Linked DNA regions of Homo sapiens: region 1 is linked to region 2. Evidence: chromatin loops called from intact Hi-C (ENCODE). Cell type or tissue: A673. All regions are shown on one strand. Links, peaks and the distances in the headings refer to the core of each region. The heading gives the core; the rest is flanking DNA.

What was found. Hi-C counts contacts between places; a loop is a spot of excess contacts. Peaks named below come from ENCODE experiments on the same cell type or tissue, not always from the same donor. Only the 100,000 strongest peaks of a DNase experiment are listed, where the experiment ranks them.
Region 1: it touches region 2 in a loop (6-fold over the local background); 3 of 110 quality-filtered maps call a loop at or near these places.

What each region holds. Positions count from the first base shown.
Region 1 is chr7:84,134,213-84,139,611 of GRCh38, reverse strand. SEMA3A (semaphorin 3A) reads left to right here. Exons shown (of 17, transcript NM_006080.3): 2 at 4,661-4,818. Among named protein-coding and RNA genes, the nearest start is that of SEMA3A, 58 kb to the left of the region's middle. In A673, for the core only: no CTCF peak of the experiment used is centred there; DNase peaks (open chromatin) are centred at 1,581, 2,081, 2,581 and 3,041; H3K4me3 peaks cover 740 bases; H3K27ac peaks cover 5,000 bases.
Region 2 is chr7:84,186,761-84,192,159 of GRCh38, reverse strand. All of the region lies in intron 1 of SEMA3A (semaphorin 3A), which reads left to right. Among named protein-coding and RNA genes, the nearest start is that of SEMA3A, 5.3 kb to the left of the region's middle. In A673, for the core only: CTCF peaks have their summits at 2,934 and 3,142; DNase peaks (open chromatin) are centred at 3,139 and 5,029; H3K4me3 peaks cover 822 bases; H3K27ac peaks cover 1,770 bases.

The DNA of each region.
Region 1 (5,399 bases), core at 81-5,080, 53 kb after region 2:
ATATAATAGTAAGAATGGTGACAATAATTAGCAGTTATTGAGCACAAACTGCATGTCTGTGTCTGGTTTTACAGTCAGTATGTTTTCCATTTTGTCATTAAGCAACTCATAAACACACTAAATCCTTTGGTGAATCTGGAGTGAACAGAATGCTTCTTTAGTCACCTTCCAAATTTAAGAATACATACTTTATTAAAGAGTGTTCTGAAATGGCATCTTTAATTACAATCCTACATTTGCTTCTCTTATAGCTCGACACAGCATGTAGAAGTTGAAGTAATCTCTCAACCAGAGAAAAACAATTACATTCAAAGAGAATTAATGCCTCTAAAAGCTTTGGCCTATTCAGATTCACCATAGTCAAATTAATTTTATAGAAACTTAGCTTGTTTTTTAAAAACAACAATTGTTGTTTAACTGAATATGAGCATAGGCAAGATGTAAGAAGGTGGAAGAATAACACACATTTCACATTACTGAATTTTACTATAGTTCCCATAGCAGTTTATGTCATTGTAAGATACATAACTGAAACGAAAGAAAGACTTAAAATTCTGAAGGAGTACATTCAAAGTTATTTAATATTGGAGGCAGCTAATTGTCTCTACATCTAGGAAAATCAAAGTCATGCATTTAACTAAGGAAAACAGAATACTGAAGAATCTGAGAACTAGATTTGGAAAAAAAAATGTGTCTGATTTTAACCCATGTTTCTATTTAATCTATTGAATAAAATTTCACCCAATTTCTATTTAATCTCACACTGGAAAGTGGTGATATAACCTAAGCAATCCAGAATTTGTATTGTTCACTGACATTAGTTTTTAAGACTCTTCTCTAAGTTATAAAGCAATATAAAAATCTCGTGTTGGAGAAGAACATCTAAAGGATTTGGAGTGAAAGGAATAATGAGACAAAATTAAGCACATTTGAAAGCAGTGGAAGACAGCTGCTAACACATATGCCAGGAAAGTATTGTCTTTTTTAAAAAATCAAACTGTTGAGAAGTAACAGTTTAAAACTGTGGTTTGTTTTCATGATGATTTCATACATAAGCCACCAAAAACTTCCGTAAGTTGTCTGTACGTAGGAAACAGTAATTCTGTCCAAACTAATTTACAGAATTCACCCTGGAACATATTTTTCAATTGGGAAAATATTTTCATTGTTTGGAACTGTGATATAGAAAGTCATTCCTTTTATTATTTAGAATTGAGAATACATAAACTGGAAAACAAGAAGGAATACTTCATTGTTCTTAAAATGCCATTACATTTAATATTAGTGTAAATCAAAGAACATACTGCTATTCTTATTTTCCCTCCACCATACAAAATTACTGATGTTTACAAGTTAGGACACTTAGTAAGATAGGTTAAAAAAAAAGAAAAAAAATATATATAGTTTTCAGTCTACTCCATCTGGACTGTAATTTGCTACATCTGGTCAAGAAGATCAACCTACAAATATTTAACTTCTACTTATACAAACAGGAAATATTTAATTGAGTGCTTACTAGGAAATGCTTGTTCTAGTATTTTTATAGGCATTATCTAATTTCACCTCAGTAACTCTTAAAAGATACATTAACTCTTAAAAGATACATTATTCATCCCATCTTCTATAAAACTTGGGACCAGGGAGTTTAAGGAACTTGTCCTAGTTTGCACATCTAAAAGATAAGTACTGTGGTGATGGCTTGTGTTCTTACTTATAACTGTATAACTCCAAAATCTGTAGCTATAGTATTTATTTTCCTACAACTTCTTCCAATTGATGCTTAGAGATCCCTTATGTAGTTTCTATGCATTTGCAATTAAAATCCATTCTTGTACCTCTTACATGGCCCTTTCATTGCTTAATATCTCTATGTAATTTTTTTGGTTTAGGCTGAGGTGGCTTTTTTTTTTTTTTTTTTTTTTAAAGTTTGGCCTCTCTGAAACTAAGGTAGAATTACAGATCTTAGAATTGGAAGTAAGGATGAAGGGTATCCATTTGATAAACAGATCTCTTTGAATGACCATTCAATCAGGGCCTGAACATATCCAGTGATACAGCCCGTGCCTCTGGCAGCAGCCCGTTTCCATCCTCACACAACTCAGAGTGCCTGAAATTTCAGACTTTTATTGACTCTGGGTAGCATAGCATTGATCATTTGTAATCTTTTGGATGCCAATGAAATGAATGCCATTTCTTTTTTTTTTTTTTTTTGAGACTGAATGTTGCTCTGTCACCCAGGCTGGAGTGCAGTGGTGCAATCTCGGCTCACTGCAACCTCTACCTCCCAGGTTCAAGCAATTCTCTTGCCTCAGCCTCCCGAGTAGCTAGGATTACAGGCACCCGCCATCAAGCCCAGCTTATTTTTTTGTATTTTTAGTAGAGACAGGGTTTCACCATGTTGGCCAGGTTGGTCTTGAACTCCTGACCTCGTGATCCACCCGCCTTGGACTACCAAAGTGCTGAGATTACAGGCATGAGCCACCGTGTCCAGCCAATAAATGCCATTTCAATTTAGATATTATGTAGTGGATTTTCTGTCCCTCCTCTCTGGAGACTAACAGCTCTCATTTATTTCAGCTGTGATTCACATGAATACAAACTCTTTTCCTTCCTTCCTTCCTTCCTTCCTTCCTTCCTTCCTTCCTTCCTTCTTCCCTCCCTCCTTCCCTCCCTCCCTTCCTTCCTCCCCTTCTTCTTTTTTTTGTGTGTGTGGAGAGTGGGGTGGGGTAGGGAGTAAGGCCAGCCTAGTATTGTACTATTTCTCATGAAGAAATGAGAAAAATATCTTTTAACAATTTGTTAACAATTTTTGTCTATAGGATAGGTAAATATATAAAAAGATAGATATTCCATTTTACATTGTTGACCAGGTAATATGAAAAAAAAATGTGAGTTAGGCATGATGAGCTATTAATTATATATTTCCGCAGGGAATGTTCATTCTGGTAGATAAGATTGCAATAATTGACAGTGGGATGCAGGTTATAAGAGTAATTCAAGCAAAATGTAACAGGAAGCTCTCTGAGAATTTCTTGGCAGTTGCATTTGAACTAGCTTTAAGCGTGGCTCTATTCTGTAGCTGTTGGAGTCAGGAAAAATAGCAACAAAGGCCAAAGAGTGAATGAGCACAGTGCATGGTTTCCCGCATGATAGAGGACATGAGAAGTACTGGGATAGGGTCTAAATTTAAATGATAGTGACCTGACCTTTAGTGCTAAGTTAAAGAGTATGAATTTTATCCTCTGTTGAAATCATATTTTTGATGATAAAATGATAAAATGAAGAGGTCAGTAGGACAAATAGATAAAGCAAGGCAATCAATCACATGGCTAATATATGTTTCCTGATGTTAATAGCTGGAACAGAGGACAGGTCTACATTGCAGCTTTCTCTCTTCGGAAGGCACATCGCATTCTACATTTTTCTGGATGCTGATGAAAATTTCCTACTAAGTGTGCACCCGAAAAATCTAAAGCACTGATTCAGGACATACAGTTTTGGAGAATCCTCAAAAATTCTATCCCATGGGGGTGGGGTGTGTGTGTGTACATGTGTGCGTGCATTGAGCAAAACATATTTTTAAGAAGCCAATAATTAATTAGCTTCCAAGCACAAAAATGGACTTATATTTAATGTTATTTTTAATCTGAAAGTGTTCCTGTCACTAAAGTATAGGTATATTGTTTAGTATTTGCCTATTCACAGCAGAAGCAAACTGGAGAGCAAAAACAAATGAAAAATTGAAGTCAGATGGTAAAATTAATTTAATTCATGTTTTCATGAAAGCCTCATCTCAGTTTCTCTCTATATATCAGCTCCAAAATGCTTGAAAGAATTTAGGCAGTACAGTGAATCATTTAATGATCAAAAAGACATATTAAAATATTTCAAATAAAAGAGGCCTCAAGGAACCTAAGAGGTTAAACCGGATGTTTCCCCCACATTCCTATTTTGTTAGGTTCTGTGCTTATCCTTCTATCTAATGGCTTGGAACAAATGAAACCACTTTTAAAAAGTTTTTGTAAAATTAAATACATTTATACACAATATTGATCAGTCTAATCCATTACTACATGCAAATAAATTCTGCCAGATCAGTGTGTATAGACAAGTTATTTCACTTCCTCTCTTCTTTAGGACTGCACCATATTAAGTATGAAACCAGCAAATAGGAATATAACTCTCATTTTAATAAAATGCAGGCCGGGCACACTGGCTCACACCTGTAATCCCAGCACCTTGGGAGGCCGAGGCAGGAGGATCACTTGAGGTCAGGAGTTCGAAGCCAGCCTGACCAACATGGAGAAACCCCATCTCTACTAAAAACACAAAAATTAGCCGGGCATAGTGGTGCATGTCTGTAATCCCAGCTACTCGGGAGGCTGAGGTGGGAGAATCGCTTGAACTCGGGAGGTTGTGGTGAACCGAGATCCCGCCATTGTACTCCAACCTGGGCAACAAGAGCAAAACTCCATCTCAAAAAAAAAAAAAAAAAGTAAAATGCACACATTTTGGTTCCAATATATTTCTTAGTACCCTGAAGAATAAGCACTGATTGATAACTACAGCAGTCAATATAGTCAGGTTACCATGTACCAACAGTCTATGCTTATATAGTGCTTCACATTAATACCCAATGTTTTGCTTTGTTACCTTGCAGAAATGTTGGAATCCAACAATGTGATCACTTTCAATGGCTTGGCCAACAGCTCCAGTTATCATACCTTCCTTTTGGATGAGGAACGGAGTAGGCTGTATGTTGGAGCAAAGGATCACATATTTTCATTCGACCTGGTTAATATCAAGGATTTTCAAAAGGTATCAGTATTCTAATATATGCACTATAGTTATTTTGAAGCATCTCAAGTTATAGATAATTCTCTAGCTATTTAAAAGCATGATTACTGACAGAAAATTGTTTTGAATTAATAGTTTGTCTTTTCTGATGCAAATAAAAATGACAGTAATGAATCAATGGATGCAATAAATCAAAAAATATCAAGGATGAAACCACAGTATTTGCAGTAATCATTATAAGAAATATGAACTTCAGCTTACCCTTTCATATCTATTTTTCCTACATAAAAGTAAATACTTGAACCATCGTAGCAATACATCATAATTGACTTCATGAACTATTTATATGTGTGTAGGTATAAATTTATATTTCTCTGTATTTCCAGAAAATGAAGAGTTCATCTATCCATTACCCACATGCCTAATTTGGCATGCTATCAGTGTTTGTAAATAAAGTTTTATTGAAACACAAGCACTCCCATTCATTGACATATTGCCTATGTCTGTTTTTGTGCTACAACAGCAGAATTCAATAGTTACAAAGGGTATCAACTGGTCTACAAAAATGATTTACTATCTGGCCTTTTAAACAAAAAATTTGC
Region 2 (5,399 bases), core at 59-5,058:
CCTTAAAAATATTCCAGCATGATTCATGAAGAGTTAAATCCCTGCCAACCTTAATTTCCCATGGTCACTTGTTTTCAAAGATCCACCATTAACTCTCTCATTGCTCAGGTTGCCAAGATGAAGTTTCTGGCAATCACTGTGCTTACTTTCTACTTATCATTTTTGCCTGGTAGGAGATGAAAGAGACTTGACATGTTAAAAAGAAGTAAAAACAGGAAAGTGGCCTTTGTAGCGGGTGTACATATCTAATAAGATACCTCTTTACTTTCTAGGAAAAAGGAATTGAATAGATGTGTTCAGGACCATCTGGAGAAGTGATAATATTAGAAAAATGGGGTATGCTGGCTTTTCCTCTGAACCAATTTGATTTAGAATCCTTATGGGGGAAGAAAATGTGAGAACTCTGTAAATCTCAGCAGTTACATAGAAATTATCCTTAAGAAACATTTACTCAGAAATACTTTTGTCTTCTTTAAATATATGTAATATAGCTAAATGGTAAAATCCTTCTTTTAAAAAGTGGTCCATGCATAAATGTTTATTTCTTCTACAAAACTAGTCAAATTTCACTTTTCTCATGAAATACAGGAAAATCATATAATCTTCCATTTGGGATATGTGATACAATGAAGTCTTCAGAAAAACCTGCATGAATCACAAGAAAATAATTAGGGTTTGGGTTTTAAACAAATGACAAATATTCCATCATCCAATGTAAGGGGCTATTCCAGGACACTATGTGCTTCAGTTTTGGTAGAAATCAAAGACACATGCAAGTCTCAATGTGATGGTGATCCTGTGAATCCAAAGGTTAAATCAATGATTTTAACCTTAACTTCATAGGAAGGACTTAGTAAATAGCACTTTAAAAAGTGGTAGGCCTTCTGAAAGCTTTCTTTTTTCTATTTTCTAAAGTTGTTTTTTTTTTTTTTCAGAGTCAAGGTATTATTATAAGAATGAGGTTATCAATTAAATAAAAATTCTCATATGTATATGTGTGACAAGAGAAGATCATTTTATTTAGTTAAAATTTCTGAGGTAAAATTTGCAAAAGTTCTTTACCTTTTGTTCAATAAATTACAATTAGTTCAAAAATTAATTAATATGAATGATTTTCTAATTAAACTTCTTGTCTTTCCTTTAAGATTTTCTTTACTTTCACCAGAGCAGTATTTGTGTGTGTGTGTGTGTGTGTGTATATACCAATACATTTATGTGTACACATAGGTATACATATACCATATATTTCAATACATAGGAAATATAACTTCATTTTATGATTTTATAATTCAGAAAATAACTTCATTTTATAATTGTGAAAATAACCTCAGCAATCTACAAGTTCTGAATCACAATACAATTCTTCGTAAATTGTTGGTTTAAAATGACATTGATATTTTAAATTATATATATGTGTGTGTGTATATATATTATATATATACATATATATATATAAATAATAGAGTGGGTGTTGTCTTTTGTGTCCCATGAAAAGTTTTCATGGATGTCCTGAACATTCACATAATAGTATAAGATAGGGCTAGTCTTACCCTAAAAATCTGCTCACAGCTAAAATGGAATGTTTTTAGGAAACATATGTGGGAGTTGTGGGGGGAAGACATACCCACACACTCACACACATACATACACACATGCATAGAGCAAAGAAGTTATCAATTATTTGCAATGACTTTTCTCAAATACTCACTGTATATTTGTCACCAGGACTTTGGATGACCTTTTCTTCTCAAATTCTATTAACCTTATAAATCATGTTTTGATGCTGAAATCTTGAATTTAAACACACTGAAAACTAGAACTTTTTATTCATCTATTCAACAAGTATACCCTGGCAAATAATGTAAAATGAACATAAAATAAAACACTTAGTCACACATCTTGTGATTCAATGCTGGTCAGATCAGATGAGGGCTTGTAAAAATCTCCAATTTGTGGATTCTCTGCTTAAAGCTGACAACCAGATTGACCTTTGAAAGAATTTATACAGTGTAGACTTTAGCAATCAAGAAAATAACTGAGACCGCAAAACAAATTCATGTAAGCCTCTAACTCACCAGCTTTAATAATGATATTCAGTCACTAACAACTTAAATAAATATGAATACTGAATAGATAATTTTCCCAATTCTAACTTTTTAGGGTTTTTTTCTCTTCATGTGACTGATTTCTAGAGTTCTACTATTGTCAGTGACATGAAATACGTAGTTTACTAAAATATTAGCAAACTAAACAGATATATTGATCTGTGATATCTAATTTTCCTTTATTTTCTGATTTTAATTATTATATAAATCATGTATTATAATTTGGGGTCAATTATACTTAAATTCTATAGTAAAGATTTAATGTATTTCATGGATCTTTCAGGAATACGTTTAATTAGAGTTAATTAATATGATTGCATATGTTCCTAGTAATAAAAATTAATGTTAAATTGTTGTTATGGAGGCTATTATGCTTAATGTGAATAAATAATTGTATAGGGCATTAAATTTTCTATCATGTTTTCAGGTTTGCATTTTAAGAAACTTGCATTTTAAAGTTATCATGAATTTTAAGTTGCCTGTAAGAAATTGTGTATTTTAAATTATCCCAATTTTTCTCATTTTAACTCCAGTGACACACCTTTGTATCATAGCTCCAAAAGTCAAAATACCACACCTTCACAACTTTTGAAGAATTTCAAAATCTAAAGTCAGGATTATTTTGAATAATGTTTAATCTGATTTTTACAAAATCTTCCAAAATGACTAATAGTGATATAAATTTTGAATTGATCATTATCCAACAACTTCTATTTACAAAGTCATGATATTACAGAGTTACATATTAATCAACTAAGACATTGCTCTTGTCAAACCTTTATGAAAAAGTAATATGTGATAAATAATTCATTGCTACAAAGTTATAGAGGTAAAATCTCCAAAACTCATGACAGTATTGAAATAAGTTTTGCACTTGTAGTGAAGGTTTATTTTAAAAAGACCAGCAGTTGTAAACATACATTAGAACAAGTGTGATTCTTGGGATGACTTTTACCCCTCATGATTTCTAATGCACTATATAAAGGAATTACCATGATTTGCAGTTCTATGCTTCCACTAATAGGTGGCACTAGCAATTTGTGACAGCTCTTTCATTAATTTGGAAATGGGCAGGCTACTAGGGTAAATATGCACAGAATAAGGTGTGCAGACCAAGTTTGGAAAAATTGGCATAATAGTCATGAAATTTAACATTCACAAAACAGAAGAATTACTTAAAATGAAATTTGCTAAAGATATTGATGTGCTCTTTGCATGCATTTATTGGTACATTTTGATCCTGAAAAACTAAATATTTCTAAGTAAAAAGCAAATACATACATTTAAACTTAAATAAGGCTTGATATGTGAAATTAATCTGTAAAATGTAAAACAAAATAGTGAATGAAACAATGGTACTAAACAATTAGAATGATGGAAGCAGAGATTCATGTGCCTGTATATATTAAGTATCACATATTATATGATGTGTGCTTACCAAGAATGAAGTAGCCTGCCTGTGGCACATTATTACAGCCATTTATAGTTGGAGAGTAGGTAGTTGAAAAAGTAAAATAATGTTAAGAAAATGGCATTTGGTATATTTTTAAAAGACTGACTCCTTTTAATCTGTAGGTTCTTTAACACTGTTATCTTAATTAAGCATATAGAAGAATCAATAAATTCTATCTGACACAAATAAGTATGAATGTCTCCAGCTACTATCTCCCACTATTGCCAAGACATAAACATCAGTATAAATAGGCAATCCACACACTATTTCCAAACAGTAACAAAGCTGGAGTCTGTCAAACCCAGGATAAGGAAATATACAATTTATACTTGAATTGGGGAATGAAGATAAGCAAAAATAAAATCCTGTTGATAAATATGAAGAATAGTTTGGTCTTGGGAGTTTTTACAAGCTTAGGGTAAAATTTAAAGGAACCACACATTTTAAGGAATCTTGTCATCTCCTGAATGAGTCATTAAACCTGCATTTCCAGGTTTCCCTTGCTTGGAGAAATGTGGCGTGGGAAACTATGTTGACCAAAACTTAGAGTAACTTAAAGCGTTGCAGCAATCATAAACATGTCTTTAGATAAAATATAACATGACCCACTGGAGTCTTCATCAGCAAGCCAAATGAAGTTTCATTCTATTGAATATGTCAATTGACTCATTTAGTCTGTGAAACTGCTTATGTGAATCATCTTGTGCCAGATTCTGAGTTTCTAAAGGCTGGGTATGTAGTATTTTTCATCTTTATATTCTCAATGGCTAGCACAGAATTATTCATTGTTGAATGATTTTGTGCTTTATTTGGCACACCTTTTAAAAATTAACAAATAATATGCCTGTTAATAAAACAAAATTATTTTTGGAAATAATAAGAATGAAAATTTACAATAAATCAATTCATTATAAATGAATTGTGCATTATAATATATAGTAGAGAAAGTGAGTTTAGTGTTAGGTGCTAGGGCAGGAAGATATCAGTCAAGGCATTTAAGAGTGCACAAAGGATTGTGAGAGTAATACTATCTCCATAAACAGTATCTCCTTCTGAACCACACCTATTCCAGAACTGAATCAGAAAATATCCAGGTCATATTTGTTAGTCTGCAGCTAAGAGATAGGAAACATACAATAAATATGTTGGAAGGCTCTAGGAATCAGGAACCAGGCTGAGGAATTATTGCATTCCTTTGGACAAAAACCCAGATTTTCCTTGTCCTCTTATCAGGTCACAGTATATACAGCCAGAAAAGAAAGTGAGGTTTCTACTCTAAAACCAAGTAGTAGCTAAAGATAAGTGAAAGTATCCCATTCTCAGTCTTATTGTATCTGAATGTTTGTGAAGATCAAATCAGTTCTACCAAATGAAGTTGTAAGTGTAATCCTTGAGTAATTTCAATTGGTTCTTTTTCATTGTCCATACTTTTAGGAGAATCCAGACTTGGCTCTCTGACAGCTTGCTGAGATTTAGCAGTTCAGAGCCTTTCTTGCTTCCCCTCCTACACTTGTCAAGAGCAACACTTGCTCATTGCTCCCTAAGCTACATCTCCAAGTCATCCTTTTTCTTCCCTTGCCCTTGAGTTCCACAGCCTCAGAGTATGATCCACTTCCATCCTCAGACTTACTCAAGAGAGTAGATGTGATAGGAAATACCATGGGAATATTTGCTAAAGTGTGAACATGAAAAATATATGTTGAATTCTTTGTTTAAGATACTGATTGAGAGGGTGGGAGAGGATAGTAGGCTAATTTCCTTAGGCCACTTATATATAGATCTATAGATTGGTATTTAGAATAAAATGAACTTACAATGTTCGTTGGAAAATTCTTTTTTTT